3 separate regions of the Mus musculus genome follow, and regions 2 and 3 are each linked to region 1. The links are chromatin loops, found by intact Hi-C in ENCODE. Cell type or tissue: heart. All regions are shown on one strand. Each heading gives the region's core, and the rest is flanking DNA. Links, peaks and the distances in the headings are about the cores only. Region 1 overlaps Cpeb3 (cytoplasmic polyadenylation element binding protein 3). Region 2 overlaps Cpeb3 (cytoplasmic polyadenylation element binding protein 3). Region 3 holds the start of A330032B11Rik (RIKEN cDNA A330032B11 gene).

What was found. Peaks named below come from ENCODE experiments on the same cell type or tissue, not always from the same donor. Only the 100,000 strongest peaks of a DNase experiment are listed, where the experiment ranks them.
Region 2: a loop joins it to region 1, with 2.1 times the contacts of the local background. A loop is called at or near these places in 6 of 42 quality-filtered maps.
Region 3: a loop joins it to region 1, with 3 times the contacts of the local background. A loop is called at or near these places in 11 of 42 quality-filtered maps.

What each region holds. Positions count from the first base shown.
Region 1 is chr19:37,072,400-37,083,433 of GRCm38, reverse strand. All of the region lies in intron 7 of Cpeb3 (cytoplasmic polyadenylation element binding protein 3), which reads left to right. Among named protein-coding and RNA genes, the nearest start is that of A330032B11Rik, 96 kb to the left of the region's middle. In heart, for the core only: a CTCF peak has its summit at 1,781 (motif pointing left); DNase peaks (open chromatin) are centred at 4,633, 5,133, 6,003 and 8,543; H3K27ac peaks cover 585 bases.
Region 2 is chr19:37,126,795-37,137,828 of GRCm38, reverse strand. The region is part of intron 3 of Cpeb3 (cytoplasmic polyadenylation element binding protein 3); the gene reads left to right. Among named protein-coding and RNA genes, the nearest start is that of A330032B11Rik, 42 kb to the left of the region's middle. In heart, for the core only: no CTCF peak of the experiment used is centred there; a DNase peak (open chromatin) is centred at 5,938.
Region 3 is chr19:37,166,296-37,177,329 of GRCm38, reverse strand. Cpeb3 (cytoplasmic polyadenylation element binding protein 3) reads left to right here. Exons shown (of 11, transcript NM_001290827.1): 2 at 2,345-3,363. The coding sequence starts at 2,356. It overlaps A330032B11Rik (RIKEN cDNA A330032B11 gene), which reads right to left and starts at 3,487. Exons shown (of 3, transcript NR_045329.1): 1 at 3,297-3,487; 2 at 1,254-1,315. In heart, for the core only: a CTCF peak has its summit at 6,211 (motif pointing right); DNase peaks (open chromatin) are centred at 2,139, 2,269, 2,959 and 3,199; H3K4me3 peaks cover 3,835 bases; H3K27ac peaks cover 3,791 bases.

The DNA of each region.
Region 1 (11,034 bases), core at 900-8,899:
TGCTCTAAAATCAAAAATACACAAATGGGACCTCACAAAATTGCAAAGCTTCTGTAAGGCAAAGGACACTACATCTAATAGAGGGTTAATATCCAATATATACAAAGAACTCAAGATGTTAGACTCCAGATCACCAAATAATCCTATTAAAAAATGGAGGACAGAGCTAAACAAAGAATTCTCAACTAAGGAATACCGAATGGCCAAGAAGAAATATTCAACATCTTTAGACATCAGGGAAATGCAAATCAAAACAACCCTGAGATTCTACCTCACACCAGTCAGAATGGCTAAGATCAAAAACTCAGGGGACAGCGATGCTGGCAAGGATGTGGAGAAAGAGGAACACTCCTCCATTGCAAGTTAGTACAACCATTCTGGAAATCAGTTTGGCGGTTTCTCAGAAAATCATAGTATTATCTGAGGACCCAGCTATACCACTCCTGGGTATATATCCAGAAGATGCTCCAATATATATCAAAGGACACATGTTCCACTAAGTTCATAGCAGCCTTATTTATAATAGCCAGAAGCTGGAAAGAACCCAGATGTCCCTCAACAGAGGAATGGATACAGAAAATGTGCTACATTTATACAATGGAGTACTGCTCAGCTATAAAAAAAAACAATGAATTCATGAAATTCTTAGGCAAATGGATGGAACTAGAAAATATCATCCCGAGTAAGGTAACCCAGTCACAAAAGAACACACATGGTATGTGCTCACTGATAAGTAGATAATAGCCCAAAAGCTCAGAATACCCAAAATAAAATTCACAGACCACATAAAGCTCAAGAAGAAGGAAGACCAAAGTGTCTTAGAAGGGTAACAAAGTACTCACAGGAGGAAATACAGAGACAGTGCAGAGCAGAGAGTGAAGGAAAGGCCATCCAGAGACTGTCCCACCTGGGGAATCCATCCCATATACAGTTACCAAACCCAGACACTATTGTGGATGCCAATAAGTGCTTGCTGACAGGACCCTGATATAGCTGTCTCCTGAGAAGCTCTGCCAGAGCCTGACATATCCAGAAGCGGATGCTTGCAGCTAAACATCGGACTGAGCACGGAGTCCCTAATGGAGGAATTAAAGGACTGAAGGAGCTAAAAGGGTTTGTAACCTCATAGGAAGAACAACAATATCAACCAACCAGACCTCCCCTCCCCCCAGAGCTCCCAGGGACTAAACCACCAACCAAAGAGTACTCATGGCTCCAGCCGTATATGTAGCAGAGGATGGCCTTGTTGGGCATCAATGGCAGGAGCGGTCCTGTGAAAGCTCGATGCCCCAGTGTAGGAGAATGCCAGAGCGGGGAGGCGGGAATGGGTGGCTAGGTGAGGGAGCACCTTCATAAAAGCAGGGGGGATGAGATAGGGGGTTTCCCGGGGTGGGGTGGGGACTAGGAAAGCTCACCTACACAGAGATACTTCCTCCAACAAAGCCACACCTCCTAATAATGCCATTCCTCACGAGCCAAGCATATTCAAACCACACATATGCCTTCATGTCGTTTCTTATGCTTAAACAACAACAACAAAAAATCGCAGATGAATATTCTACATGGTACTCAGGTATCAGTGAAGGATTGTGTGAGCAGAGGAGTGGTTTTCTTAGTAAGACCTAGGATACTAGCAGTGAGATATTACAAGAATAGGGGGAAAGGGCTGGCAAAATGCCTCAGCGGGTAAGAGCACTGACTGCTCTTCCGAAGGTTCTGAGTCCAAATCCCACAACCACTTGCTGGCTCACAACCACTTACGAGATCTGACGCCATCTTCTGGCGTGTCTGAAGAAAGCTACAGTGTACTTTTGTATAATAATAAATAAATCTTTGGGCTGGAGTGAATGCAGCCGACCAGAGCAAGCAGAGGTCCTAAAAATTCAATTCTCAACAACAACATGAAGGCTCACAACCATCTGTACAGCTATAGTGTACTCATATACATAAAATAAATAAATATTAAAATTTAAAAAAAAGAATGGGGGGTTGTAGTTCTGTTGATGGAGCTGATGGTGGTGGTCACAGTGGCAGTAGGCTCAATGGCAGGGTGTGCTGACATTCCTTCCATTAATGTAAATGAAGAAAATACCTAATAATAATAAAAAAAATAATAATAATGGTATGCTAGTTGGCATTGTTGATCAGAGGGAGAATCAGGCTGGTGTGTTGGAAGTTTGATTTAGAGTTTGGTTTGTCCTCATATCTGATCTGAGAAGAAATCCCTAATGGGTACTTGGTTCACAGTCAGGCCATGGGGAGCAGAGACAGGGGTTGGAAGTGCGTGTGTCTCGAGTCATCTTTTTTGAGAAGGGAGAGGAAAATGAAGAGCAGATAAGTAGAGTTCATAGCAACAGTTACTAAGACCATGAACTAGAGATAGCTGTGGCCTTCTTGTCGAATCCCTGGCATTATAACTTCCCAATAAGTGGACAGAGCAGTAGAACCAGAACAGGACAATCTGGCTTTCATTGAGCAAGTGTCGCTTTATGAGCAGCAGGAATGATGGTGCCTCCTCAGCAGAACTCATCGTCAGCATCTTTGTTTCCTCGTAGGATTGCTTTAGCTGCGTACACCTATCTGTCTGTACACAGGGCCAGTAGCATAACAGCTGAGATCAGTCTGTGTTCACATTTCAATCTCATCTCCCCACAAGCATCCAATGACTTTTGTTGGCTGTTTCACGTATTCTATACCCTAATTTATTTGCTTGATGGCAATATAGCCCATTAGTAATAATACTTATGTTCATGTATTCTTGTCTGTATCCTTTTCTTTCAAGTTGTTTCCTTTGGGCTAAATTAGAACTACTTAACTAGAGATGAAGATCTTAATGACTCCGGATTTGATGTCACATGGTTTCCCAAAGCAACCGCTTTGTAAAGTTTATGCTAATTTGGACATCTGCACCAAGTTTTCTCTTTAGTTCCAAGTCGGATAAACGGCACATTGCAGCTGTGAACTCACCTTTTCGCTTCTTTGTTCAGCAAATAATGGACCTCTGCAGAAGCCAGGGCCACATTGGTATGAATCATGTACCTGAAGTGATTCAGTCTTTTTTTGATCCAGCCTGATTGGCTGAATCTTGGCTGCTTCCTGCCATCACTGCCCATCTTAGCAGAGTCTCATAGGGGAGCTTAGGGTGACCTTGAAGTCCTGATGGCTCTGAGGACTTATATTACAGATATACACTACTATGACCAGCCGGACTGTCTTGAACAGGACAGAAGAATCCTTTTAGAACACTGGTACTTCTTTTTGTCAGAAACTCTTCACCCAGGTTTCTGAATAGGCTCTCTTTCTTCCTTCAGGTCTCTGCTTAGATGTCACCTTAACAACAACAGTCATCCTAACGTCTATAGCTAAAGTAGCTGTCCCTCTGCCCTCTGCTTCCCCTCATAGTTCTTTCGTTCCTCATCCTACGTTTCTTTGAAGTACCTATCGTCTGCCTTGCAAACTAGAATGCAAGAGCCTGGTGTTTCTTCTTGTTTCACTCACTGCTCTGTACCGAGCACCTCCTACCCCTGGCACATTTGCCTCGAATAGTTTTTAAATGAATGAACTACAGCATTGCAGGTGATGAACAGTTTCATTCCTTGCTCAGAGAGTCAAAGCCCATCACATCCTAGAAATGGAAAGTTCCACCTTACCCAACCTTCATTTAAAGCTGAAATAGGAAGAAGAGAAATGTCTTTTTATTAGTGTGCAGTTTTTATTAGACTGACTTGAACCTGGAATATCGATAGTTGGTGTTATTTTACCTAGTAAATAAAGGAAGTGAATTTTTAAATTCATTCTTGCTTAGAAGGGAAAGCATGCTTAGGCTAAATAGCCTGGTCCTCTGTTGTTCTCACATAAGCTGGAGTCTTTCCAAAGAGCTGTCTTAAGCGTGTAGTAGGTCTGAGTTGTCTTTTGTCCATAGCTTACCTATAGGCTTCTGCCTCTGCTGCTACCTCATCACTTCTGTACCTGGGTGGGATGCTTTGTGATGGAGTTCTTTGCCTGGACCGAGCACAGACACTCAGGTGCTGGCTCAGCTCAGGGGCACGGCTGTAAGTGACTAGCAGAGTATAAGAGGAGCTTGGATATGAGCAGGTGGTGTGGAGGCTGTGGTAGGGGTGGCAGGGCAGCTCGGCGGTGTGTACTGGGAGCTAATCCTCCATTGCAGTCCTCTGCTGAGAGTCAGCTCAATTGTCCTCATGTTTCTATTTGAGTTCCAGAGAGGACATCTGATTAGTCCAGTTTATGTTTTAAGACTTGGCTATAACGTAAGTTATTCCCAAGGTAGAGCCCTGGATTTCATGACTGCTATAAAGGAAAAGCTTGGTCGTAACTTCCTTGAGCACAGAGCTGTGAATATTCCATCTGGGAAGATAACTTGGCCCAATAACGTAGTGGTAGATATTCAGTATAACCTCTCAGTATCTTCTGGAGAATGTCTCTCGTCCAAAGTTGCTGCCTCTGGAGCTATAAAAATGTCTCCCCACCCTGGACTTTTTCTCCTTTCTGCACAAAGCAACTTCTCCTGATATGGCTCTAATCTAACCTCTTAGGAAGGAATGGAACCTATAGGACCACACAGAGAATCTAGCCAGAGAGAGTACTTTGCCATTGTTGGCAGAGGCTTCCGGGCAAACACAAGGGCAGGAGCCAGCCTCAGATATTGGGCAAGAGATAGCTATGTACTTCTGAAACCCTGCAGAATCTGAGATGCCAGCAATGGAGGAGGCTGTAATCCACAGCTTACTTGGGTAGCTGGTACAAGCTTTCTCAGTCTGGGTCACAGGTCCAGGTGCACAGAAGTAGACACAGGCAGGCAGTGTAATACAGTGACTCAGGTGTAGACTCCCTTCCACTTTCAGAAAAGCCTGTGCATCTTAAAAAAAAAACATATATTTTTATTCTTTTTTATGTGTGTAGTTATTTTGCCTGTATGTGTTTCTGTGCTTGTATGTCCATGCATCATGTATGTCCTGGTGCCCTAAGAGGCCAGACAGTTGACAGCTGGTGTGTGGGTGCTTAGAATCAAACCCAGGTCATGTAAAAACATCAGCTCTTTAGCACAGAGCCATCTCCTGAGCACCAGAAGCTATGCTACTGAGCGGCTTTCAGCTGCAGTGCTGGAGTTCCCTGTGCTGCGCAGGCTGGCTTGCCTGCTGACCTTGTGACTCAGCCATGCAGTTGTGATGGTTTATGTAATGCCAGCATGACTTGTGAGCCTGGCAGAAGGCAGGCCACGTGGATTCAATCCACTTTGAACCAGCCAGCTAAGATAATACTGTTTGAGGGACAAGAAAGGGACAAACAGGTCGTTGAGTGACTATAGCAGGCTGGAGTGTGGCATCTATTTCATTTTCCTTCAATTGGTCTAAAATCTGACTTTGGAAAGACAGGTTTGCAAATGTTATTTTTCCCCTTGTAGATAATTTGAATGAAAATAAAATCTAGTCTCAGATTCCACGTTTTTACACCTTCTGGGTTATGTAAACATTAGTCAGGAAGCCTAATGAATTTAGCATGTATTTAATCTTTCACACTCTATAATACAATAAATACTTTGAGTAATATTCTTTTATTTTCCTTTCATAAATGTAGGTCTTGGCTGACAGTTCTAACACTCTGGTGAATTATGAATATATTTTAATATTTTATATACTTGCAGTTTTCATTCCAGGGAATGTTTTCTTGTGAAAACATTGAAACTGCACTGGACTGTAATGAGGTGATTTTTTTTTTTGTCTTGTCCTGCTTAGACAGATGGAGAAGCTTCTATTTTAACTTTTGAGACCATAGTACACTCCCACTTAGACTGTTGTATTAAACACCTGTCTTCTCAGCATTGTACTAAAGTCCAACTGGGAACTTGGTTTTTGTGAACCATTTACAATTTAGGGAGCTGTACTGGAAGGAGAACAGCATTCTGGGCATGTAAGCCACAGGACAAAGCCTGAGCAGCTACAGAAATAGAGACAGTGTGTCCGAACGAGGTCACAGTGGTACATGCTGTGCCTGGGCAGAGATGCTAGAAAAGGGCAGGTGCTTCATCCCGGGAAGCTGTAAGTACTCCTCATGAGGACTCTGCTTGGAAGCTGTAAGTACTCCTCATGAGGACTCTGCTTGGAAGCTGTAAGTACTCCTCATGAGGACTCTGCTTGGAAGCTGTAAGTACTCCTCGTGAGGACTCTGCTTGGAAGCTGTAAGTACTCCTCATGAGGACTCTGCTTGGAAGCTGTAAGTACTCCTCGTGAGGACTCTGCTTGGAAGCTGTAAGTACTCCTCGTGAGGACTCTGCTTGGAAGATAGCACCTGTCAGAAACAGAAATGAAATGCAAATTTGTCAGGTGAAAGAGAGAGGATGTTTCAGTTTTGGTCTGGACTTACTGTAGGATTTTAGTAGGACCAAGACTGAAAGTATGACCAAGAAAGAGTATATTAAGTAAAAGGATTGGAAATGGGAACATGGGGCTGGAGGAATGACTCAGTCGCTGAAGTGTTTGTCATGTAATCGTGAGGACCTGATACCTGTTCACAGAAACCACATCAAAGGTCAGGTGTGCCTCTTCTCCCAGCATGGGAAGGGGAAGACAAGCGGGTCCCTAGGGCTTGTTGGGCAGCCTGTTTAGTCCAGCCATCAAGCTTCAGGCCAGGAAGAGGTCACCCAAAGTTGACCTGTGTCTTGCACAAATGTATACACATGTGCACACACACACACATACATATAAACACATAGGCACACAGGCATGCATACTTACACCCATTCATGCCCACACGGGTGGGGAGAAGAGGAGGAGGAGAAATAGCTACGAGGAACTGTAAAAATTATTGATGCTAACAGTGAACCTGGGTTGTCTTCTAAAGAGAGTAGGTGCCCAGAGTCTTGAAGGGGAAACTGTTACAGAGAGAAAATGCATTGTCACTGAAATCAAGAACTAATCTGAGGATATTAAAGTCAGAGGAGAAAAGAATTTAGTGTCAGAGCTTAGGCCCGAGGACATGTGTCTGCTGAAAACACAGCTGGCCAATTGTTTGAGGGTGAAGGAAAAGCAACAAATATGTGGACAGATATCAGACATGGAGTCTCGGGAAGAGGTGCCAACAGTTACTAGCTGTTTGACATTTAGCATTGAGTAATTTAACCCCTGCCTGGCAGTGTACTCATCTGAGGTAGTGCCTCTCATTGGGTTTTTCAGATTAGATAAGACAGTACACACAAGCACTAACATAAGTCTTAGGACCAGTAGGTGTTAAATAATATGCCCTCCATGAAAATGTAGTACCTGGTAATAATAAAATCACCCAACTGGTTTGGTCAGTTCCTCCCAAACTCCCAACCTGGTCTCAGTTTTCCCTGGTCAGGTGCTTATTAGAACTGACAGTGACTTGAAGGGACAGGCTGGCAGGCTTCACAAGGCCCTCTTTATGATGAGAAAGTGTAGTTACATAAACAGCTTTAATGCTAACTCTCCACGTCATTGCCCCAGACTGCAGAAAGTGCTCCACCAAGTCTCCATTTCGGGCGTGCGTCTTCTCAGGCATCTTGCTTTCCTGTCACTTCCAGCCGCTCCCACCCCTGCTCACCCACAGCCAGCCTACAAGAAGCAGTTGTTGGTGTAGTAAGAAGCAGAAAATGGGCTGGAACTAATGTGTATTTCAGCTCCAGGAAGTAAATGTAGTCTGACTCCAAGTGGCACGTTTAGGAATCCAGGAAGGTGAGCAAGTGCATTTGCAGGGCCGTCTCTACATTTGAGCAGGGGCTGTGCACATGTGACATCTGCCTCAGAGTGTGCTTCTGATGTCTCTGTCATCTCTTGCTTACTGAAAGTAGTCTCTCATCTCTCCGTGAAGTTCAGTTTTTAAAAATATGTTTTAAACACTGACCCTTTGGATTGTTTGTTTGTTTGTTTTTTTCGGTTTTTCGAGACAGGGTTTCTCTGTGTAGCCCTGGCTGTCCTGTAACTCACTCTGTAGACCAGGCTGGCTTCGAACTCAGAAATCCACCTGCCTCTGCCTCCCAAGTGCTGGGATTAAAGGCGTGCGCCACCACGCCCGGCTTCTCCTTTGGATTTTTAATGCCGTTTCCTTTTTAAAGGACTTAATTTATTTTTTTCAATGTGTATGTTTGCGTGTGTGTGTCACATGTGTGCATATGGAAGTCACAAAAGACCTTGGAGCTGGAGTTGCAGGTGTGCTTGTGAGCCACCCTAGGTGCTGGAAACAGAACCCCAGTCCCTCTGGAAGAGCAGCAAGTGCTCTTAGCCACTGAGCCATCTCTCCATTCTCTAATACACTGTTTGTAGGCGAGAACTCTCTACTTGCCCCCATGACCTCACTGAATATTAATGGGTAGGTTCCTGTGCCTAGGGCACATAAGAGTTCAAGCCATTTTAGAGATGAGGTTTTCTAGTCCAACAGGAAAATAAATGGGAGTGCTAGGTCTTCAGTGCTCTAGGCAGCAGGCAGGGGATCGCTGGTGTGACTCATTCACGCCAACCCTGTGTTCTAACCCAGAGCTCACTTGCTCCTTTACACGTGAGTCTGCACTCGGCCTGTTCCTGCCGTGGCCTGCTCTCTTTCCTGAACTTGGAATGACCTCACTTCTTGGAAAAAAAAAATAGCCCTCTCCAGCTAGATCTGGCTTCTGCTCTGTAAGTTCTCTGGATTGGACAAATCTGCTGCAGTATTTCTTACTAGTGTTCTGTAGGACATAACCACACCACCATATTATCCATGAAAACAGTCATTGTTTACATCCTTATACACAGAAGATAGAAATCTTGGGTCTTTCAGGGCAGGGTCCTTCTTTGCTGCTATTCATCCTTGTAGAGCCAGTGCCTACCATCATGCTTTGCACCTCCTAGATATTTTTGGTTCTCTTGAAATGAATCCAAAGACAAACCTCCTGAGGCAAACCAGGTAAGTCCTATGACCTGAAATTCAAGGTCAGAGAGAATGTTTGAAACAGACTGGCTTATGTCATTAAAAAAAAAAAAGGTCTGAACCCAGGCAGCTCAGGCTGGCGGTGCCCTTCAGACTCCAGGAAGGGTATTGGTGGTTAAGCGCTTGGATTTTGAGGCGAGAGAGAGTTCTCTGCCTATCCAAGGCTTGGGCCTGTCTTTCTGAGGCTGCTCTGTCTTGATCAGAAGTCTGTATGTTGGTTGGTTACAATTTTATAAATACAAACCAGGACACAGCCCCACAACCTGGAATTTTTTTTCTCATTTGTGGCTATTACTTGAAACAAGTAAATCACCAATAGCATTTTAAAGGCAAGTACAGGCCAGGGCGCTCGGTCAGATGGCATGATTGCTTGGATTTAGAAAGTCTTTCTGGGCCTCCCAGGCCTGGCACCCATGGCCAGCTAGTTGGTGAGTGTATCCACCAGCTCTTGTAGGCTGTCTGATACTCCCAGTGAAAGGGCTGGAGTCTGAAGCAGGCCAAAGAAGCAGTCTAGGCTGAAAGGGAATGGTCCATGCTGTCTGCAGAGACCAAAGTCACAGAGAGTTGGCTTTGCTAAGGAGTCTGCTGTCCTGAATTGGAGAAAGGGACCCAGAAGATGGCCATCTTCAGACCTACTAATGGCAGGAAAGGGGTGAGCTGTTGAATATCATCATGACCCTTGTATGTGACATCTGGCCAGAAAGTCACAAAAACAACTACGTAAATGGGTAGAAGGAAGTGCCTGTTGTGAGAGGTGGCACTGATGTCCTCATGGGAGAGGAGGCCTCAGCACAGCTGGAGTTCTGTTCTTCTCCGCAGGCATTCCGTCAGAGAACAGCCAATCTAGCCTTTGTGCAGACTCAGTATATAGCCAAAGATAGCATCTAACTTCATATTTCTTAGAGACTTAACGAATTTATGTTATTTCCTGTGTCTTCCACTCACACACCATTTGAATCAGTTCTTTGAGGAAGAGATAGAATAGTTTTGCCTTACATCTCCTTGAAGGCATGGTCTGTGAACAAGCAATAACCAGTTCTTTGTAACTGCACAGCAGGGGCCAGCCATAAGACAGCCTGTTCTGACTGCAGAGAGGGAGCACTAGGAAACCTGCTTGGGTTGCCTCTAGTGTGGCTCAACCTAAATTCCTAGGTGATAGAACGCAAGAACTTGTCCTCTGTTGTTGTTGCTGCCAGGAACCATCTAAAAGTCATTCTCACATTAGAAAAAATGTTAGAGGTATGTTCTTAGTGATATTGTAATTAGCTTTATCTTCTGTTTACACGAGACAGTGTTGATAATGGGCAGCAGCAAGAGCTCCAGATGTGGCTTAGGTTTTAATTCCAAATTCATCCCCTAGCTTTGAATCTAAGAATCCCTGGGGACAGGATAATGACAACTGAGCTTACCGAGTGGAGCCTGTGTGGGTGAGATGAGTCAGTGAGTTCCTAACACCCACGGCCTGGTAGTTATGGTAGTAAGCTTGGTAATAAGTACTATCTACATAGGGATAAAATACTTAAAATTATAATATGAAAGATATTTAAGACCCCAGGAAGCTTTGTATTTGAAAACCAACCAAGAATATTTCAGAGGTAATTTTTAATATGTTCTCAGGCATTAAAAGAAAAAGTCCTGTTAATTAAATTTACCCTTCAGAAACCTAGCCAAATAAAATGGAATTGTGCCCTTATATCTTCCTATTCCTGCCAATTCATGCTTATCTAAAACTCGCTCTGTGTTCCAACCCTGAACTTCTAACCTATTTGGTACCAGTGGGAAGTGAAGAATTTCATTCTAACTATGCTGTATATAACCTAGGGTCATGACAGTAGCAGTGACCACAAGTTCCTCCAGAGCTCACCTCATCCTTCAGACTGGCTCTGAGCTGAGGGCTTCCCATTGGCCACTATGTCTTAGAAAACCCCATACACCTCAGTTGTCATTTATGAAACTGGAGGTATTTTATGAATTTGTGTCTGTTACTGACTCAGAGTACAGGAAATAAAGAAGAGAGGTTTTGGCCAAAACTAAACCAAAAAAAAAAATTATATGTCTTTCAAACTAATAGAACCTGCCATCAAACTTGTGATTACA
Region 2 (11,034 bases), core at 1,792-9,791, 54 kb before region 1:
TTTCTGGTCTGTCTTCTCTGCTCTGCTTATTTCTTTTCTTTGAGTCTGGGTCTTACTATGGAGTTCAGGCTATCCTGGAACAGACTGATCTTGGAACTCAGGACAACCCTCTTGTCCCATCTTCCTGAGTGCTAGGTAAACAACTAGGAGAGGCATTCAGATTATGGTCACTACATAATTTTTTAGAGTCTTATGTATGCTTGTAAAACAGGAGCTACTTGTGCCTCCTTGTGTACAGCGCTGGCATAGTGACAGAGGGTAGGAACTTATCACAGAGTAATGGAAATGCCTTTTCCATTCACATTACAGCCCCACTATCTCTGCAGCCTTTTCTTTACGAGCAAATATGAGATAATAGACTGCTTCACCATACATGATTTATGGCCCCACGAGTTGGGAGACCTTGAGTATGTACTTTATAGTTGAATATGGTTTCAACTTCCCAATTTTTCATATTCTACTGCATGGTTTTCTATAAACAGACTACTTCCCTGAGGTCAGTGACATCACTATGTCCCTGTGGTCAGTGACATCACTTGCACCTTTAAGAAAATATTTTGACACTGGGCATGGTGGTGCACATCATAATCTCAGCACTTGGGAAGCAGAGGCAGGAGGATGATACAAGCTCAAGGCCAGCCTGGGTTTATACATAACAAGTTCTAGGCACCTCAGAGCTCTGTAATGAGACTTGTCTCAAAAAACCACAAAGAACAACAAAGAAGGAGGAGGAGAAAAGAAAATGCTTAAGGTACTTTTAATTTTAAAGGGAAAGAAAATTGTCAGAATAGGAAGGTAATAATTAATACATAAACAGAATAAAAAGCCGGCTGGAGCGAGAGCGCAGTCTTAGTACTTGTCTTGTACCATGGTGGCCTGATCTCAGTCTCCAGAAGCTAGTAAAAGAGCTGGGTGTGCTAGCCTGTGCTCACAGTCCTGGCACTGGGAAGAGAGGCAGATCCCTGACACGCACTGGTCCATGGGCCTGGCCTGCCTGGTGAGCTTAAGGCCACCAGAGACCCATCTCAAAAACAAGTAAAAAACCAAAACCTCACCAAAAGCATGTGGATAGTACCTAAGGAAGGAGACCCGAGGTTGTCCTCTTGTTGGATCTCCACAATAGTGAATCCTCATGTTTGTGTACACACATGTATTTGCACACATGAACATGCATATACACATAAGTAACTAAAAGCACAAGAAACATTGGTGTAGTCATAGGTTTTTATTCTATTTCTATTTTCCATGGTAGTAAATACCCATGTTTCTCTCTGGGTTTTATAATTTATTGATAGAACTTAAGATTAGACTTTCCAGTTTTGCTCTACCCTAGGTAATACTGCTGTGAATAAGTTGCTTGAGGGACATTCATACTGACAGTCCATGGGTCCAAAGAGCATCAGGAGATAGATGACCTGTTGGGTGCCTACTGTGTGGCTTCTAGGAAATGCTTTGCCTGTGCCTCCTTAGATTCCTGGTCTTGATCTTTTCCCTCTTGAATGTGGGAACATTATTTGCAGATATCTGTGTCGGGAAGAGTTCTCAAAACTCAAGCAGAGTTGGGTTTTGGGGTGCTTATTTACACTGGTGTTATTTGTCTTAAAACTCAGTTTTCTTTTCTTCTATAGGGAAAAAAAACCCACATTCTTGCTTAACTCTATAAAAAAAAATCAAACAACGCATAGTAGAACAAAAAAAAAAAAAAAGGTAAAAAGTCTGCAGAAGGCTTAGTACCTAGACATAACATAGCAAAGGTATTTAGTAGTCTTTATTAAGAGGCTCCCAGGTGTTCTACATTTTCTATAGAGGAGATGAAGTTTCAAAACACAGCTTTTCTAACTTTGTAGTTGATCCAAACTAGATTCGAGTTCTTTATCTACCCTTAGTTGGCTAGTGAACTGGATATATTAGCCTATTTAAAGCCTCATAATTAAAATAAAACAGCATATAAAATAGATGGGGAGCCAGGCAGTGGTGGTGCACACCTTTAATCCCTGCACTCGGGAGGGAGAGGCAGGCGGATTTCTGAGTTAGAGGCCAGCCTGGTCTACAGAGTGAGTTCCAGGACAGCCAGGGCTACACAGAGAAACCCTGTCTCAAAAACCAAAAAAAAAAAAAAAAAAAAAAAAAAAAAAAAAAAGGGAAGATGAGTTCCCTAGCAAAGGAACTTTGCAGGTATCATGTGATTTTCTGTGAGGAGCATGGAATGCTTATTACTTGACCTCTGTAGTAAATTAAGCCATGCCAGTACAGATTTATTTCTTGACCAGACTACAGCTAAACATTGGCTGCAAATAGTTGTTTTTATTTTCCTTAAATAAGTAGTGATTATTGAGGGATAAACCATCATTTTCAAAAGCCACATGTAGGAGAAAGAAAAATAACCATTATTTGACTTTTTAAAACTGTACATCTGCATAGCATAGTTTTCTTAGTTACTGTTGTACTGTTGTAAGAGAAATCATGACCAAGGCAACTTATAAAAGAATGTATTTAATTGGGCAGTTAGCTACAGTTTCAGAGAGTGAGTTCCTGACCACTATGGCAGGCAAGCATGGAGCTAGAGCAGTAGGTGAGACTTAAACCTAAGTTTGAGTCAGAGGTTCAAAGAGACAGGGAGGAAAGAGAGGGAGAAGGGAGGGAGCGGGGAGACTGGGCCTGGTGTTAGGTTTTGAAACCTCAGCATCCAGCCCTAGTGACACATCTCCTCCAACAAGACGACCTCCTAATCTTTTCCAAAATAGTTCCACCAACTAGGTACCAAGCAGTCAAATAAGACATGAATTACTTCATGATATACTTAAAATGGACCTGGTGTATAATCACAGTGATAGTCATAGAGAAGATATCAGTATCTATTATTTAAGACATATTTAGTGAAAAATCATTTTATTCAAGCATTCTTTTTGTTGTTTTGGGTTTTTGTGTGCTTTGTTTGTTTGTTTTTCAAGGCAGGGTTTCTCTGTGAAGATCTGGCTGTCCTAGAACTTGCTCTGTAGATCAGGCTAGCCTTAAACTCAGAGATCTGTCTGCCTCTGTCTGGGATTAAAGATGTGCACCACCACTGCTCTGCTTTCAGTCATTTATTTATTTATTTTGTCTTTTTTTTATTTTTTTCGAGACAGGGTTTCTCTGTGTAGCCCTGGCTGTCCTGGAACTCACTCTGTAGACCAGGCCGGCCTCGAACTCAGAAATCCACCTTCCTCTGCCTCCCAAGTGCTGGGATTAAAGGCATGTGCCACCACTGCCCAGCTTCAGTCATTCTTTTAAGGGCTAGTGTGAGAGGACAGGAAGTTTAGGAAACAAGACGTCTGTTTCAGTAAATTACACCTCACAATTTTTCTGTTGTTTTTGTACTCTTCCTGGGTCAATCTTGATGTATCACAGAGCAATACCTTCTGTGCATATAAGTGTATATAGTGTATAAGTGTATATGGTAGAGCACTTGCTTTGTGTGCATGAAGCCCTTGCTTTGAATCCCTGCACACATAGCCTACAGGAAAAAAGAAAGGAGAATGGTACACTCTCACTGGGCCAATTCAGTCTGGCTGTAGCAGAGAGACAGAATAAGGGCTTGTGCTTTGCCCTTTATACACCCTTTGTATGAGAGACGTCTCAATCTGATGAGACAGAGGGTTTCAAGAAGAGACTGAAGGTGTGATACCACTACTCATGGGTTTCTAATGACAGAAATCCTTGGAAAACAGAGGTCGGGCGGTGGGAGGAAAAGAAGACTTCTAGTATTGGAAATAAGGGGAGCAATACTGTCTTTGTATAAGACTGTCTCCTGACTTGGAAACCTGTGGTCATTAGGCTTGATGGCTCTGTCACCTTCCCTACTATACTAAGTAAGGAAGCAGCAGCTATATCCTCTGTCTGGGAAAGCACCATATAGCAGGCAGGTGGCAAAAGAGGAAGGGATGGGCTTCCCTCATCCCATGTACCCTTACGCCTGCTCACTGGGGTGGTGCCTGATGAACTGTTTCTAGTATTTAAATTTTCTCTTCCTTTGTCATTCATGGAACCGAGATTTGAAAACTGAAAAGAGCAGGTGTTGTTTGAGAACCCAGACTGAGGCCTGCTTTTCAAAGGTATACCGAAAAAGTCTGAGGACAAAATAGCTCATTTCTGGTAATAGTGCCATAGCACATTTAAATCGACAGAATCTTAGAAGATATGAATGCCACCCATTTTCTGTTGTAGAGGCACTTTTCTGTATTCATTGTATTGAAATGGTACATGACAGAGACTTACACAAAATTGGTTCCCTTTGGGAATTTTTGCTTCCCTTGTTTTAGAAAAGAATTTTTCTTCTTTCCTCCAGAAGAAAATATGTGGCTTATTTAGTAGCTTGAATCACTACTTAGTTTTATTTCAATGTCAACTTCTTTAAGCCTATGTCAATTTGTCCTTTACACAGTTGTCCAATTCTGAGATATGCTTGTAGTTCAGTTTGCCAAGCGTCTTGAACCTCAGCTTGATTCCTAGCACCTAAAATGAAGAAAGACAGAAGACCCTACAAACTGCAAGGCGTGGTAGATTTTGACTCAGCAGTGACTGTTCCTCCATCCATTCGCAACCATTTCTTCTCTTTGAGGCTTAGTTGGTTACTTGCGCTGCCCTTGGACTCGTGCTCGGTAGAGATCCATCTCGCTTCAGCTTCCTTTGTAGCCGCAGCTAAAGGTGTGCATTTCCTTGCCTGATGCATTTTCAACATTTAGCAGTTATAGAAGGAAGGGTATACCTGGGTGCTAAGTTCTGAAATTCTAATTCAGTTGAGCTAATTAAGGAAACAAGGACAAAGGAGTTAAGAATTTATGGGAGCCACAATGTGACGGTAGCACATGTCTGCAGCCCTAGTTCCAGGAACGATGTGATTGGAGCCCAGAGTTCAGCCTGCCCTTCCAGGAGATAAAACAAAACAAAACAAAAACAAAAACTTGCGCAAAATTGTTCATTGACTTCAGTTCTGAGCCCATGGTTTTGCTTATTGGTTATTTGGAACAGATCTATAGTACTATAGTATAGTACCAGATTTTGCCATTACCGTGTAAAAGAAATTTAGTTTTTAAAAAAATAACTTATTTATCTGTTTTATTAGAGTTCACAACAGAACTTGTAGGAATCTGTTCTCTTTTCCCCTGGCGAGCGCCTCGGGTACCGAGCTGAGGTCATTGGGTTTAGTGGATCACTTCCCTGCTGATTCTCTCACCAGCCTCAACATCCCCTGCACCCCCTTTCTGTTGTTCCGAGGCAGGGTCTTGCTGTGGAGTCAACCTGCCTTAAACTCAAGTCTCTCCTATCTCAGCCTTTGAGACCACATCCAACTTCACTGGGTTTCTTTTGGTGGTTTTTTTTTACATATCATATTTTTATGCCTTGTGGTACTTTTTCTCTAGAAGTATATCTCTAACTTTATAGAGAAAATAGGTAGAAATCTGGTAGAATATTTTCTTGAAGCACTGACATTCGCTTTGTAGCTGTTTTGAGTACCTTTTAAGGGTAGTGGGTGATTAGAGAAAGATGTGTTAGTGTACTGAAGAAATGGCTTTCATAGTAGTAATCATGATTTAATAAAATTTCCAGCTTTTAATTTTAGACACATGAAACTATGGATTTAGTTGGGTTCTGAAATAAGGTAGATTTTAAAATATGAATAAATTGAATATATAAAGATGTGATTTTTTTTTCCTTTCTAAATAAACAAATGTAACTCCATTCTCCACCATTGGTCTCCATCCTGACTCTTGTCGGTTATGTCCTGAGATGTGGGCAAATTGGGGCAATCTTAGATTTATTTCCATATCTGCATTTAACTTAGTAAGACCAAGGATGCCCTCCGGCTTTTGAAACCTTACACTTTACACTATACTTAAAAGATAGCTAGCTGACAAGAACACTTTAAAAATAGCAGACTCCTGGACAGGTGACAGAATGTCACACTGGCAGCACCAGACTGCAGAAACAGAATCACCAGATGTCACACACTTGCTTCTGTTTTCACAGCTGATTCAACAGCAGCATTTGTTGGACAAAATGAAGCAAAAAGAAATGGCCTTGTCTGAGTTGAGCATCAGGCTTTTCTCTGCCATTACACATTTTCTCTCCCAAATCCTTTAAAAAGAGTTAAAGCTTGGCTGTACATTGCACTAAGAAAAGACTATGCAATGGTTGCATGCTTCATGCATGTCCTCCATACTAAAAGAGATACATAAACACTGACTATGTTTGTCTTTAGTGATCTTATTTTCCACATATCCTAATTTTTATTCAATGAAAATAGATTACACTTTATATTCTAAGCACTATAGCTTAAGATAAAGAAGAGTTAACCTAAATATTCATATGTAACTTTACAAACATACACACACACCGTTCTATTTATCAGGAAACTTAGATTATATTTTGGTGATTGATTCTAGGGATCTAGCATTGGCACAGAGCTTTTCACAAGGTTTATGTTCCTGTTTATCCAAAATTCATTGAAAAAAAAATTAGGCAGAAGTCCAGGAATGATAAAAACTACAGGGCTTTTCTTGTAATAGTGATGCCTTCCACCTGCAAGACACTGTCGGAGCCTATTATTGTTCTGTTTCTTAAGAAAGACAGTTGCAAGTATCCAGTGAGGGCAGGCAATGATAACCCCCTTTTCAAGGTGAGATTTTCTAACTCCTTAGGAAAGAGCCCAAAGGGACATGTAGCTGTGCTCAAACTCAGGCTAAAAGGGCAACATCCCCAGAAAACAGAAAAATTATTTGATCAGGAAATTTACCCCTGTGCCTATGTGCTCGAGGCTCTTTCCCAGTTTCTTTTCTATACGTTTCAGTGTCTCTGTTTTCATGTGGAGGTCCTTGATCTACTTGGACTTGAACTTTATACAAGGAGATAAGAATGGATCAATTCTCATTCTTCTACATGCTAACTGCCAGTTGAGCCAGCACCATTTGTTGAAAATGCTGTCTTTTTTTCCACTGGATAGGTTTAGCTGCTTTGTCAAAGATCAAGTGACCATATGTGTGTGTGTTCACAATAGCTTATGCTGTAAGATCAAGAATTGACAAATGGGACCTCATAAAATTGCAAAGCTTCTGTAAGGCAAAGGACACTCTCAATAGCAACCAACAGATTGGGAAAAGATCTTTACCAATCCTACATTTGATATATATCCAATATATACAAAGAACTCAAGTTAGACTCCAGAGAACCAAATAACCCTATTAAAAAAATGGGGTACAGAGCTAAACAAAGAATTCTCAATTGTGGAATACCAAATGGCCAAGAAGCACCTAAAGAAATGTTCAACATCCTTAGTCATCAGGGAAATGCAAATCAAAACAACCCTGAGATTCTACCTCACACCAGTCAGAATGGTTAAGATAAAAAACTCAGGGGACATTAGTTGCTGGCAAGGATATGGAGAAAGAGGAACACTCTTCCATTGCTGGTGGGATTGCAAGTTGGTGTGACCACTCTGGAAATCAGTTTGGAGGTTCCTCAGAAAATCAGACATATTACCACCTGGTGACTCAGGTTATACCACTCCTGGGCATATACCCAGAAGATGCTCCAATATATAACAAAGGCCACATGCTCCACTAAGTTCATAGCAGCCTTATTTATAATAGCCAGAAACTGGAAAGAACCCAGATGTCTCTCAACAGAGGGATGGATACAGAAAATGTGTTATATTTATACAATGGAGTACTACTTAGCTATTAAAAACAATGAATTCATGAAATTCTTAGGCAAATGAATGGAACTAGAAAATATCATCCTGAGTGAGGTAATCCAGTCATAAAAGAACACACATGGTATGTGCTCACTGATAAGTAGATAATAGCCCAAAAGCTCAGAATATCCAAAATAAAATTCACAGACCACATGAAGCTCGAGAAGAAGGAAGACCAAAGTGTGTTAGAAGGGGGAACAGAATACTCACAGGAGGAAATCGAGACAGTGCAGAGCAGAGAGTGAAGGATAGGCCATCCAGATACTGTCCCACCTGGGGACCCATCCCATATACAGTTACCAAACCCAGACACTATTGTGGATGCCAACAAGTGCTTGCTGACAGAAACCTGATATAGTTGTCTCCTGAGAGGCTGTGCCAGAGCCTGACATATACAGAAGTGGATGCTCACAGCCATCCATTGGACTGAGCAGAAGTTCCCCAATGGAGGAGGTAGAGAAAGGACCCAAGGAGCTGAAGGGGTTTGCAACCCTATAGGAGGAACAACAATATGAACCAACCAGTACTCCCAGAGCTCCCAGGGACTAAACTATCAACCAAAGAGTACACATGGATGGACCCATGGCTCCAGCCACATATGTAGCAGAGGATGGCCTTGTGGGACATCAATGGTAGGAGAGGCCATTGGTCCTGTAAAGGCTCGATGCCCCAGTATAGGGGAATGCCATGACAGGGAGGTAGGTGGGTTAGTGAGCAAGGGGAGGGGGGATTGGATAGGGGGTGTTTCAGAAGGGAAACGAGGAAAGGAAAATAAAGAAAATATCTAAAAATAGAAAGAAAAGTTATTTGATGCAGTAAAGCTTGAAAATTTTTTTACAGGAATTAAACTGGATGAAGATCAACTAAAATTGAGTTTATTTTGATGTTCTTGACAAATCCTTTTTATTGTAGTAATATTAAGGTCCATTTGATGCCTTTTAAGGACCCATCCTGTCCTCTGAATAGTCACTAAAGACTGAAGAGGTCCTGCTTTTCAAGTTTTGTTTAAACAGGGTTTCACTGTGTAACTCTGACTGGCTTAAAATTCACAGATTTTCTTCTGTGCACTATGTCTGACTTTTTCCTGGTACTGTTTGTTTTTTGTTTGTTTGTTTGGTTGGTTTTTGAGATGGCTTCACTGTGCAGCTCAGGCAGGCCTTGAGCTTGTGGGTTTTTTGTTTTGTTTTGTTTTTTCTTTTTTTGGTTTTTCGAGACCGGGTTTCTCTGTATACCCCTGGCTGTCCTGGAACTCACTCTGTAGACCAGGCTGGCCTTGAACTCAGAAATCTGCCTGCCTCTGCCTCCCAAGTGCTGGGATTAAAGGCGTGCGCTACCACACCTAGTGATCTTGTGATTTTTATTTTGCCTCTGTCTCCTGTGTGCTGAGGTTATCAATGCATGCCATTATCTAAGTAAAGAGATTTTATATTTCCTTAAGTTCTAATGGACAGTGAGTGTGAAGTCTTGATAAGAGTTTATGTAGACTTCAGCAACTGGCTGTTGTGGTTAATACCCTAAAACACGATGAAGCGGAATTAGAGGATATCACTTTTAGTTTTCATGAATGCTAGTTTTGGTGTAAAGAACATTGACTTAATTGAGACCAGAATGTAAATTCTCTTATTGAGTCAAGGTTGTCATTGTAACAAATGTTTGTGAGTAGTTTTTGATCTAGGTGGTGGTAGCAGGAAGCACTGCATGTGATACAGACTCTGTCAGAGACCCTAAACTGACCTAGGAATTAGAAAACCATAGAAGTCTTATGGGACAGCCACAAATAGAATTAGAAGAAATGTGTCGTCAATAGTGGGATACGTTTTAAACTCCTAGTAATTAACTTGTAGCTAATATCAACTAGTTTTTTCTACAGAAACCATATATTTAGGAATGTTTCCTTTATCATTTGTTGACAATTGCATTGATTTTTTTCCATTCTTTTACACACACACACACACACACACACACACAAATAAAAGTAGTGAAGTTGAATGAGGACTTTAGTTGTTTTTTTTTTTTTTTTTTCATTTTCCCCTGGTATTGAGCTTGGTAATGTGATGTTTGCCTCCAGTCCCCAGAAACAGAGTTTAATACCAAGTCAAAACTGGCCCTTTGACCATTATATGTAAAACTGTATCTGTTGTAAAACAAAGCAAAAACCTTGAAACCTTTATCTTTAGCTTTATACATACTATACTTCCCCAACTATGACTGACATTTTAAGGCAGTGGCTATAAAATAAAATGAACATGTTTTTAGGGCTATAGGAATATCTCAGTGGTAGAGTACATGTCTAAAAGTAACTCTCGAATTACAGAGTCAAATACATAGAAATCATGCCTAGTTTATTTTAATATCTTTTTGACTGTTTTTTTTTTTTTTTTTTTTTTTTTGAAACAGGGTATTACTCTTGTCTCCCAAGTTCTTAGATTACAGGTGTGATCCACCATACCTGGCTTTACTGATACCTATTTTGTTGAAGAAATTGGTCAAGAAATCTTACATAGTACATTTTCCTCCTATACAAGACTCTCTGAGTTTAATTTTTATTTTTGCTACATCCATTTTATCTCTGATAATGACAAAAAGCAGCAGATGCCTACGTCTGTCATCTTCACCCCTGCACCCCTTCCTCTGTGCCTCTGAACCCTTCCTTCTGTGCCTCTGCCTCTCATCCTACCCACCCCATCCCCCACGGCTCTCACTCTTTACCCTAGTGCATCATCTGTTTATGACCTTACAGATCAGTGGTTCCGTCTTTGTAAAGGACTACTGAGTAAATATTTTAGGGTGCACAGGACACAGGCCTCTGTTGCCTCTTTGCTTTAGTTCAGTCTCACAGCTCATTAAAAATAAAAAAATAAAAATTCTTGATCTCAGAGGTATGCAAAATAGGAAATCAACTGATGTGGTCAGAAGTTTCAATTCCCATATTATTCATAAAGATGACAATCTGGAAAGTCACATTTGTCACAGAGTAGTTAGTTGTGGGTCAAGGCATGGTGGTACGTGCTTTTAATTTCAGTGCTTGTGGGAGGCAAAGACAGGCGAATCTCTGTGAGTTAGAGGCTAGCCTGGTGTATGTGGTAAGCTCTAGATCAGCTAGGGCTACATTGTCATAAAAGAAAAACACAGCAGCCCACCATAGAGACCAACCCCAGAAACAGAAGTAGCTTTGAGTCACGTAAGAATGCAGGATTTTTATGCCAGTCTTTCCCCTACTGACTTGGAAACATTTTACCATCTTTATTTTGCTCCTCTAGTAATTATGTTGTATTTTTGAGCCATTATGAAACTGTATTATTTTT
Region 3 (11,034 bases), core at 1,440-9,439, 93 kb before region 1:
TCCAGAGGTACAATGGTCTACTGCAGCACCGTAAGGAGGAGGTAGGAGATGACTCTGTGACCACCCTCTTTGGCAGGGATGGAACTTCGTGCTGTCTGACTCCAAGGTCCACTCTCCTCTCTGTGCTCTATTTATAACACTAATCAAAGCCATTGTTCCAGATAGAGGGAACTGAGGAAAAGAAAAGCAATCTGAAGCAGGCTTTATTGATAGTAGCAGGCAATCCCTGGTGCATGCTCTATTATACTGGGCTGGGTTTTTTTTTTTTTTTTTTTTTTTTTTTTTAGGAGAGGGGAAGAGAGGAATAAAAAGGAAAGTAAGGCGGCTGAGAGAAGTGGTGTTTCCTGAAGCTCACTATGCTCTTCGTATATAAAACTTTGAAAGATGGTATCTGTTAAGTACTTTAATCATAGCTTTAATAAAAAAAGAACTGTGAATCCAACTTCTTGTCTGTTATCCTTTGTGTAATAGTTAAGAGCGATACCACCTCCATTTTAAGAGTTGTTATTTTGAATAGTCCAAAGGCAGAACTGTTGTGTGTGTGTCTGAATGCCCTTTACAAATGTCCCAAGGAAGATGCTTCTCCAGTATATGAGTTAATTAACTATATTAAATATATTAATAACTTTATTGCAATTATACTGAATCATCATCTAAAAATAATTATATGTTTGGTCATAGCTCCTTTAAAATTTCAAAATATTTGTTTGCAAGGTCTCAGCCCTGTAATATTCAGATATTTAAAGCAATTAAACATATTCTGAGACAAGCTCATTCAATGATAACTACATGCATGGAAATCTCTTGGTTTTGAATGATTACTGTTTTCACCCTTGAGTAAGAAAACAGGTTGTATGACATAGGTGAATATAGCCCTGCTATGTGAAGTGGAAAATACCATACACTCCTTATATGGCTAAATGAAGCAGTGAGGGTAATGCACTATAATTACAATGTATGAGAATTTGGGACTTTGTACTCCTCTATTTTTAACAGTTGCTAGCATATGGTAATTCAGGGTCGTCAAACCATAGTCTTTCATTGCTAATACTAGTGATAAAAGAATGGATTCTAAATTTGCCAGTCTTGTGACCGAGGCAGCAGCAGGAGGATTCAAAAATGAAAATCTGGCAACCCCAGAATTATCTTGACTGTCTACTTAAATCTCAGATGCATTTTTAAAGTCCCGCCCCCTCTCCATCTCACAGACTCCCTCCCCTCCCCTCCTCACTCCCCACCTTCCTCCCTCTGACCTCAAATCCAAGCAGAAGCATTTCTCCACTCTGCAGAGAATTTCTCAGGCTCCCGTAGAGACCTGAAATGCCAAGAAGCCAGTAAATCACTTGGGCGGCAGAACTGGAGAGGAGAAAATCGGAGAATAAGCAGAAAACCCACAATCCTTAGAGTAATAAGAAGCAAACACTTCTAAACGTTTCAGTAGGTTTTTTTCTTTTCTTTTACTTCTTTTCTTTTCTTTCTTTCTTTTTTTAAAGTCAGGTTTCTTATATACCAGGCTGGACTCGAACTGGCTAAATAGTTAAGCCTGACCTTGAATTTTTGATCCTTCTGCCTCTCCCTCAGAGTACTAGGATTTCAAGCATGCGCCACCACGCCCGGCGATTTTCATTTTTCTAAAAACTGAGGTTTCTTTTATATTAAAACGTCTCCTAACAAAATGGAGTAGCTGCCGCTACGGAGAGGCCAGAGAATGATTGTGCAGCTGAGTTCTTCCAACAAATGCCAAAGATTTTGTCTCTCGAGGTTCGCTGCAGCCAAATGAAACAATCATCCGAGGCAAGAAGGCAGTTTGCTAATCAAGAGGGCTAAGTCGGCTTAAAAAATGGTTTCTAAGTGCTCCAGCTGGGGAAGGGGGAAAGAGGGTCGTGTACCAAGTCTTTTTAACCTTGCTGAAGGACGCAGCACTATTTATTGACGTATGCAAATAACTGGGGGAGGGTGGTGCTTGGGAAAAAACAGGAACCAGAATCAGTTTCTCATTGCAGGGTGAACGCTCTGAGTTCCGGTGAAGGGAAAAGAGACGTGGCGAAATTGCTGTCTTTCTGTCTTATAAGCACATCTCTCACTAACACAGAAAAGGGGCCGAGACGTCAGAAAGGGTGAAGACGCTCTCACAGTATTTTTAGAGACCTTGCTCGATCCCTCCAGCTCCCCCCACCCCCCTCCCAGCCCGACTTGTTCTTCTAAATGCGAGATTATGGATTTGCATTGCAATTGGCTAGTGGCGGTGGCACTGGATTTTCGCAAGTAAAACACCCGCCCGCTTCAGTGAGGGGCATTCATGATCACACTGACAATAACGCATCTCTCTTTCTTCCCGTTTCAGCTGCGCAAACCATGCAGGATGATTTACTGATGGACAAAAGCAAAACCCAGCCCCAGTCTCAGCAGCAGCAGCGGCAGCAGCAGCAGCAGCAGCAACAGCTCCAGCCCGAGCCCGGCGCAGCTGAAGCCCCGTCCACGCCCCTCTCCTCAGAGATCCCCAAGCCCGAAGACAGTAGCGCAGTGCCGGCCCTCAGCCCCGCCTCGGCTCCGCCAGCCCCCAACGGCCCCGACAAGATGCAGATGGAGTCGCCGCTCCTGCCGGGCTTGAGTTTCCATCAGCCCCCTCAGCAGCCGCCGCCGCCGCAGGAGCCCACGGCGCCCGGAGCGTCGCTGTCGCCGTCCTTCGGCAGCACCTGGTCCACAGGCACTACAAACGCGGTGGAGGACAGCTTCTTCCAGGGGATCACCCCAGTCAACGGGACCATGCTCTTCCAAAACTTCCCGCACCACGTCAACCCGGTCTTCGGAGGCACCTTCTCGCCGCAGATCGGCCTGGCGCAGACCCAGCACCATCAGCAGCCTCCACCGCCCGCGCCGCAGCCGCCGCAGCCCGCGCAGCCCCCGCAGGCGCAGCCCTCGCAGCAACGCCGCTCGCCCGCCAGCCCCAGCCAGGCGCCCTATGCGCAGAGGAGCGCCGCTGCCTACGGCCACCAGCCCATCATGACCAGCAAGCCGTCCTCATCCTCGGCGGTCGCGGCTGCTGCGGCCGCGGCCGCTGCCTCTTCGGCCTCGTCCAGCTGGAACACGCACCAGAGCGTGAACGCCGCCTGGAGTGCTCCGTCCAACCCGTGGGGTGGCCTGCAGGCGGGCCGAGACCCTCGCCGCGCGGTCGGCGTGGGCGTGGGTGTAGGTGTGGGGGTACCCTCCCCGCTTAACCCCATCTCGCCGCTCAAAAAGCCCTTCTCCAGCAATGTGATCGCTCCACCCAAGTTCCCTCGTGCAGCCCCGCTCACCTCCAAGTCCTGGATGGAGGATAACGCTTTCCGGACCGATAATGGTAACAATCTGTTGCCTTTTCAGGTAAAGTCCCTGTGCTCTTGCACACTCCTTCTTCTCGCATGTTTCTCCCCTCTTCCTAGTTATTTTAATTGGTCCACTCGCTGTTATTTAGAAGGCACAGCAAATTCCAGCACCCTCCAAATCCTCTGGTTCACCGGGTCCATTCCATCCAATCTGGGTGGGGGTGGGGGCGAAGTTGAGTGGACATTGTGACTGCTTGAGGGTAGGAAAGGGCTTTTTTCCCCCAGTTCATTTCCTCCTTCACTGTGCTTGTGCTTTTTATTTTGGCCTTCTTTGACAAATTAAGCCGCAAGTGTATAGTCAGGTGCGGGAGTAGTCCCAGGAGGAGTAGGCTGAGATTCCTATCATTTTAAGTAGCTACACATTTTCAGGTTACGCAATACTAGGCTCAAGGTGCGGACCAAAAGCCATTCACGCCCAAATCACCCTGGTTTGTTAACAGCCTTTGAGTGGTGCTATTTCAAATAGTTGCCTATGCCCAACTAAACTAATGTGAACCCATGTGTTTATGTCTAAGGTGCTGGAATCATTAATAATCAGCATATTGCCCTGGCAGGAAAATTACGAGTGTGAGAATCCAATGAATACCCGGAACTATAAGGGATCGAAGTGGAAAGAGTGGAAATTTTAGGGAGAACTAGTCCCATGTTACTTAAAAGAAGGTTTAAAAAAAATTTTTCCCCCAGAGGAGAGAGACAATAGGACACGACCTTCAGAGCCATATTGCAATGGAGTCTATTTGCTAACTAGCACTGAAATATTTAAAGCTGCAGTGTCCTTCACCAGTTGGGTTATTTAAGACAATGCAGATCAATTACACCATTTGAAACTGGGCAAAGTGAAAGTCTTGCAACTTTAATGAAAAATGAGTCTTGTCCCTCGGTATTAAATGCCAATGAAAAATCCAGGAAGTGCCCCGGACGAAAAGATTGAATGGACAAAGTGTCCTTGTTTCTGTTGCTTTTTCATGTGGTCTGTAGCCACAGCAGTAGACAGGATCCTGGGCCTTTGGATCAGAAAGGGGAACTGAGTGTGTGTGTTCATTGGGAACCTTTGCTGTCTAATAGGCACTTACCCTGGGCCTGTGAAGTGATTTGGCCATAAGCTTCCCTACAAGAGAAAGGCTGGGTGTGGTGGTTACAGCTTGTAGTTCACCACCAAGGCTGGACGATGAGATTGGGACTTCCAGCTCGGTCTGTGTTTCTTACAAGATCTTGTCTCAAAAAGGAAAGAAAAGGAATCCTTCGGCCCCCGCTGACAGACGCTAGCCTGGCAGTTTGACAGAGGTTGAAGGCTCTCAACCTGGCACAGATGGAGCCGTCAGTTTGCTGGTTTTTACCTTTCCGATGTTTGGGGGGTGGGTTGTATCATTTCGAAGGAAATGGGATTATTGAAAGGATGTCTCTGGGCTAGAGCCAGAATTTTTGTTTTGAACAGTTGAAGGAGACCCATGAAAGCTCTAAATTGTGTTTAGGAGAGTTTTGTTGTTTGGGTTTGGGTTTTTCTGGGTGGTGCTCAGGCTGGTACCTAGTTCCTGCTCATGTTGAACACACTCTTAGTCCTAAGTAGAGGCTGCAGTGAGCAAGGCTCTCACATGCTTTCAGAAGGGTCCTCCAGGAACAGGGCATTTGAATAGTAAGGCACAGTTTTAGATGAGCTCCTGCTGATTGCTGAGGATGACCTTCAACTCCCGAGCCTCCTGCCTCCACCTCCTGGGCTGCAGACTCCTGCTACCACTTTCATATCTTGCTTCTTTCCATTCTAAAGTTGATTTTCATGACTGGGATTAGTTCTGTAGGCAGAGGGAGGTGAGCAGGACAGGTTCTGCTGTAGTTGGTACTTGGAAGGAGGGGCTGCTGCCTTGACAGTTTCTCTTTTTATTCTGAGGCTTTCTATCCAAACCCATTCAGAAAAGATAATCCAAATTCCTTTTTAATGTTTAAAGGATTTGTGAATGTGTGTGTCTGTGTCTGTCTGTGTGTGTGTGTGTGTGTGTGTGTGTGTGTGAGAGAGAGAGAGAGAGAGAGAGAGATGGATGCCTGGTGCATGTTTGGTGATCAGAGGAAAACCTTATGGAATCCATTCTCTCCTTCACCTTTATGTGGGCTCTGGCATCAAACTCTGACTTTTTTAAGGCAAGGCTAGTATCATCTACATAGTGAAATCCAGGACAGCTAGGGCTGCACAGAGAAACCCTGTCTGAGAAAGCAAAACAAAACAAAACAAAACAGGAAAGAAAAAGAAAGTCCAGGGGGAGAGGAGGAAGAGAAGGAAGAAGTTGGAAAGAATATAATCCAAAATTTTGGAGAGGGGTCTGAGATATAGCTTTGTTGCTAAAGTGTTTGCCATAAAAACATATGTGGACTTGAATTTTGGTCTGAAGCATCCACATTAAAAAACCCTGAGTTTTCATAGAGGAAGACGATGCCACTGACCTCTGGCCTCTACATATGTTTGAAAATACACCCTCTCCCCTTCCCTCCCTCCCTCCCTCCCTCCCTCCCTCCCTCTTCACCAATCCCTTGTATGGAGCACCAGTAGCATGAGGATTGCTAGTGTTTCTCAACAAATCCTTTGCCAAATCCTTTGCCAATGATGCTTCTAAGGCAAAACATAATTGTACTTTGCACTTTTTTGTTGTTGTGATAGATGGAAATATTATTGAGTGGGCAAAATGATTGAATCATTTGATTAAAAGTAAACATTTTTTGTTTGGCTTCAAGAAAAATTATATGTACTCTGTGTCTCATTTCTATTTCTTATTTAAAACAGTTCTTTAGGGTCTTTTTTTTTTTAGATTTTTAAATTATTATTTATTTGTATTTGTCTGTGAGAGTATGTGCTGTGTATGTGCAGGTACCTGCCTAGGCCAGATGAGGGCATCTGATTCCCTAAAGCTGGAATTATGTTCAGTAACCTTCAGATGTGGGTGTTGGGAATTGAACCTGGATTCTGGAAGAATAGTAAGTGCTCTCACCCACTGCATCTCTCCAGTTAGACCTTTATGGCTTTTAAGTAGCATTGTACTGAGTGGTGCATACCTGTATTCAGTCAAAAGAGGTTGAGGCAGGAGGATACTTTGGCCAACATTGTGAAAAGTCTGGGTTATGTTATTGTTGTTGTGTTGTGTTTTGTTTTGTTTTTGAAACAGGGTCTCTCTGCATAGATATTCCTGGCTGTCCTTGAACTCAGTACATAAAGTAGGCTGCCGTGAAACTCAGAGATCTGCTTGACTCTGCCTCCTGCATCCCAAGTGCTGGGATTAAAGGCATGTGCCATTATATCTGGCAAAAATTTGTTTGTTTGTTTGTTTGTTTGTTTGCTTTTCAAGACAGGTTTTCTCTGTGTAGCCCTGGCTTTCCTAGAAATGTTTTATAGACCAGGCTGTCTTCTAACTGAGAGACCTACCTCCCTCTGCCTCCCAAGTATTGAGATTAAAGGTGTTCCCCCACCTTAGCCTGGCAAAATCCTGTTTCTAAAAACAGTTTTAGATTCAAGGGTAGTAGCTCATCCCTGTAATTTTAGGACCCAGAGGGCTGATACAGGAGGATTACAATGAGTTTGAGGTCATCCTGAGCTATAGAGTAAGATAATGTCTCAATGCAACAAAACAGAAAATATAAGTAGAACCAGAAAAATAAATTGGTTGTGTTTTGGCTTATAAGTTTGCCAACATGGTTTATGTTGATAACTATGCTGACTATGTGTATAGCCTGTATGTCTGTCTGTATACTACCTCCATGCCCTTGGAAGCTAGAAGAGAGCATTGGATCCCCTAGGCCTGGAGTAACAGATGGTTGTGAATGACTGTGCCACTTCTGGGAATTGAACCCAAGTTCTGTGGAAGAGCAGCCAGTGCTCTTAACCACTGAGCCATTTCTCTAGCCCCTAATCAAATATGTTTAAAAAGCAAAGTATCTCAATTCTTAATGGGCAGAATTTCATGTTTGTGCATTTATTTAGATACTTTTTCTAGGGCTGTATGTATTTTGTTTCTTTAGATCGAAAAGGTTTTCTTTGTGTTTTGTTTTATGAAACAGTTTCACTATATAGCCCTGACTGTCCTAGATCCCACCAAAGTTCTCCTGTCTTTCTGCCTTTCAAAACCTGGGGTTAAAGGTATGTCCGACCATGTCTGTCTGGTTTTTGTTTTGCTGTTGTTTGGAGACAGTCTCACCATCAGCCAAGGTGGACCTGGAGCCCTCCCCCTTTCTGCTTCTTCCTTCTGAAGGCTGAGATTACAGGAATGCATCTCCGTACCTGGCCTAAATTGAAAGATTTAATTTATTGAATGCCAATTTCTAAAAGATTTTACCTTACTATGTGTACTGGCTAGTTTTGTGTCAACTTGACACAGCTGGAGTTATCACAGAGAAAGGAGCTTCAGTTGAGGAAATGCCTCCATGAGATACAACTGTAAGGCATTTTCTCAGTTAGTGATCAAGGGGGAAAGGCCCCTTGTGGGTGGGACCATCTCTGGGTCAGTAATCTTGGGTTCTATAAGAGAGCAGGCTGAGCAAGCCAGGGGAAGCAAGCCAGTAAAGAACACCCCTCCATGGCCTCTGCATCAGCTCCTGCTTGAGTTCCAGTCCTGACTTCCTTGGTGATGAACAGCAGTGTGGAAGTGTAAGCTGAATAAACCCTTTTCTCCCAACTTGCTTCTTGGTCATGATGTTTGTGCAGGAATAGAAACCCTGACTAAGACACTATGTATGTATGATGTATGTATGTATGTATGTATGTATGTAGGTAGGTAGGTAGGTAGGTTATTTTGATGTTTTCCAGGCAGAGTGTCTCTGTATAGCCCTGACTGTCCTGGAAGCCCCTCTGTAGACCAGGCTGGCTTCAAACTCACTGATCCACCTGCCTGTTCCTGGAATGAAAGTTGGATCCGCTGGAGCTATAGTTGAAGGTAGTTGTGAGCCACCTAACTCTTAGGTGCTGGGAATCAAACTTGGGTTCTTTGCAAGAGTAGTATGTGCTCTTAACCCCTGAAGCATCTCTCTTGACTCTATTTTCTCTCTTTCTTTCTTCCTTCCTTTCTTTCTTTCTTTCTTTCTTTCTTTCTTTCTTTCTTTCTTTCTTTCTTTCTTTTTTTTTTTGTAAGATTTACAGCCAGGCGGTGGTGGCACATGCCTTTAATCCCAGCACTCGGGAGGCAGAGGCAGGCAGATTTCTGAGTTCAAGGCCAGCCTGATCTACAAAGTGAGTTCCAGGACAGCCAGGGCTACACAGAGAAACTCTGTCTTGAAAAACAAAAAACAAAAAACAAAAAACAAAAGATTTAGTTATTTATTTTATGTATATGAGTACACTGTAGCTGTACAGATGGTAATGAGCCACCATGTGGTTGCTGGGAATTGAACTCAGGGCCTCTGCTAGCTCCAGCCCCTGCTTGCTCTGGTCCTGCTCACCCAAAGGTTTTTTATTTCTCATTACAGGTGGTTGTGAGCCACCATGTGGTTGCTGGGATTTGAACCCATGACCTCTGGAAGGGCAGTGGGTGCTCTTAACTGCTGAGCCATCTGACCAAACCTTGATTCTATTTTCTTTCTTTTTTTAAATTAAATTAAATTTTTTTTTTGTTTTCTTTGATTCTATTTTCAATTTTTAATTATTATTTTTTATTTTGAGATAGAGATGGACTATGTAGTCCAGGCTGTCCTGAATCTCCCTTTATAGCTTAGGTTGGCCTTCAACTCATGGGGACCATCTGCCTCAGCCCCTAGAGTGCTTGGGTTACAAAATGTGAGTCACCAGGTATGGTTCTTTAATTTCTATTCTTTTTAACAGACTCCTTGTGTGAAAAGAGACTTTCAGTATCTTATATAGTGTGTTTATTTGCAAGACAGGGTTTTTTAATAGTGCAGAATGGCTTCAAACTTGCTTATATAGCCAAGGGTGACCAGGAACCTTCTGTCTCAGCTTCCGGAATGCTGGCTTCAGGCACATCATTTGGTTTGCAATTTTACTCCCCTCTCTTTTGACATTTCCTACCACCACAGTAACCATATTAGGTGGTTGTTTTGTAAAGCAATCACTGTTTCAGTGTGGCTTTCTAAACCACACGAGCCTTCTTATTCTAATAAATGTGATTGGTTTTCCTGCCTTGAGGTGGCTGCTGCCTTGGGGATTACTTATATCTAAAAGCTGTTTCATTTCTGTAAATAAGGTTCTGAGATGCGAGTGACGTCACTGGAGTCCTAGAACTCGAGCAATTTTATTGTGATGTATCTGTGACTTCCTGCAGTGCTGGAGCTGTCAGAGTTCATTTAAGTCAGGTTCTCTTTGAACTCCAAAGGGATGTTGTGATAGAACTATTTAATGAGGCTTATTTTGTGTGTGCATATGTGTTTGGGTATACTTGCTTATTCACAGGTTTGTTCACCCTCGTGTATGAATTTGGAGGCCAGAGGTCAATTTTTGGTGTCTTCCTCTATTTGCTGGTCACTTTAATTGTTGAGAACAGGGTCTTTCATTGAATATGACACTGTGCTAGACTAGATGGCCACTAAGCTACTCTGTAGCTGACTTCAGATGCACCAGATCTCATTACAGATGGTTGTGAGCCACCATGTGGTTGCTGGGATTGGAACTCGGGACCTTCAGAAGAGCACTCAGTGCTCTTACCCACTGAGCCATCTCACCAGCCCTAGGCTATGTCTTTTTTCTGCCTCTCTCCGTCCCACCTTTAACGTAGGTGCTGAACTCCTGTTGCTTTTCTCCCTGAGTCCCAGTCTCTGGGATTACAGGTGTGGACCGCCATCCTCAGGTTGGAGAGGAACGGGGTCTTGCCATTCAGTACAGTCTAGTCTCAAGTTTAAAGTTTTCCTACTTCACCTGGGGTTATAGGCAACTACAACCACTCTGGCTTTATTGAAGTTCTGTATTAGGTTGGCACATCTTGATGTGTCTTGTCAGCAGAGCTCAAGAACAGTAGGACCCTTCTTCTAAGGGAACTACACCCATGTACCACTCTGTGTTATGAGGTAGGAGAGCCTATGTATATGAAAGGGCTAGAACCAAGGTATTCTGTCTATGTGGTAAATTCATATTTGAACAACATCGTTGTCCAAGGAAGTTTAGAAGGGACTTTTGAAAGCATTTAATCTCTGACCATACTGTTCACTTTACAGAGTAGAAAATCAGGTTTCTATTATGTGACTTGCCCAAGTTCAGTTGGGTAGATTAGGTCAAAAGTAGGATTTGGATTCAACTCTGCATCACAATTATGTGAGCAGATTATGTGAATATTTCTTCACCTATAAAATGGAAATGATGAAGATTTATTTTGAGTTGGATTACTGTAATTGTTACTGTCATGATTATCAGTGTCTCTGTGTAAACATATTATAGTATAAATGGCCAGTGTTTCCACTTAGTGCCATCTATTGAATAACTCCAAAATTTTGTGATATTATTTATTCTTCTTTTCTGTTTGCTTAGGATTGTGTTGTCATAATAGGATGAGTGCATAAACACAATCTAAATATATCAAACTACCATATAATACCATGTATTCTTCTTTCCTATGATAGCATTCTCCCATATAATTCTATGTGTTCTTTTTTCTATGTGATAGTATTCTCATTATCAAAGCCTCTTGACCTGGTGTTCCAGTTGATAATGCAATATTTACCTATGGGCCAGGCCCTATGTCCATCATCTCAC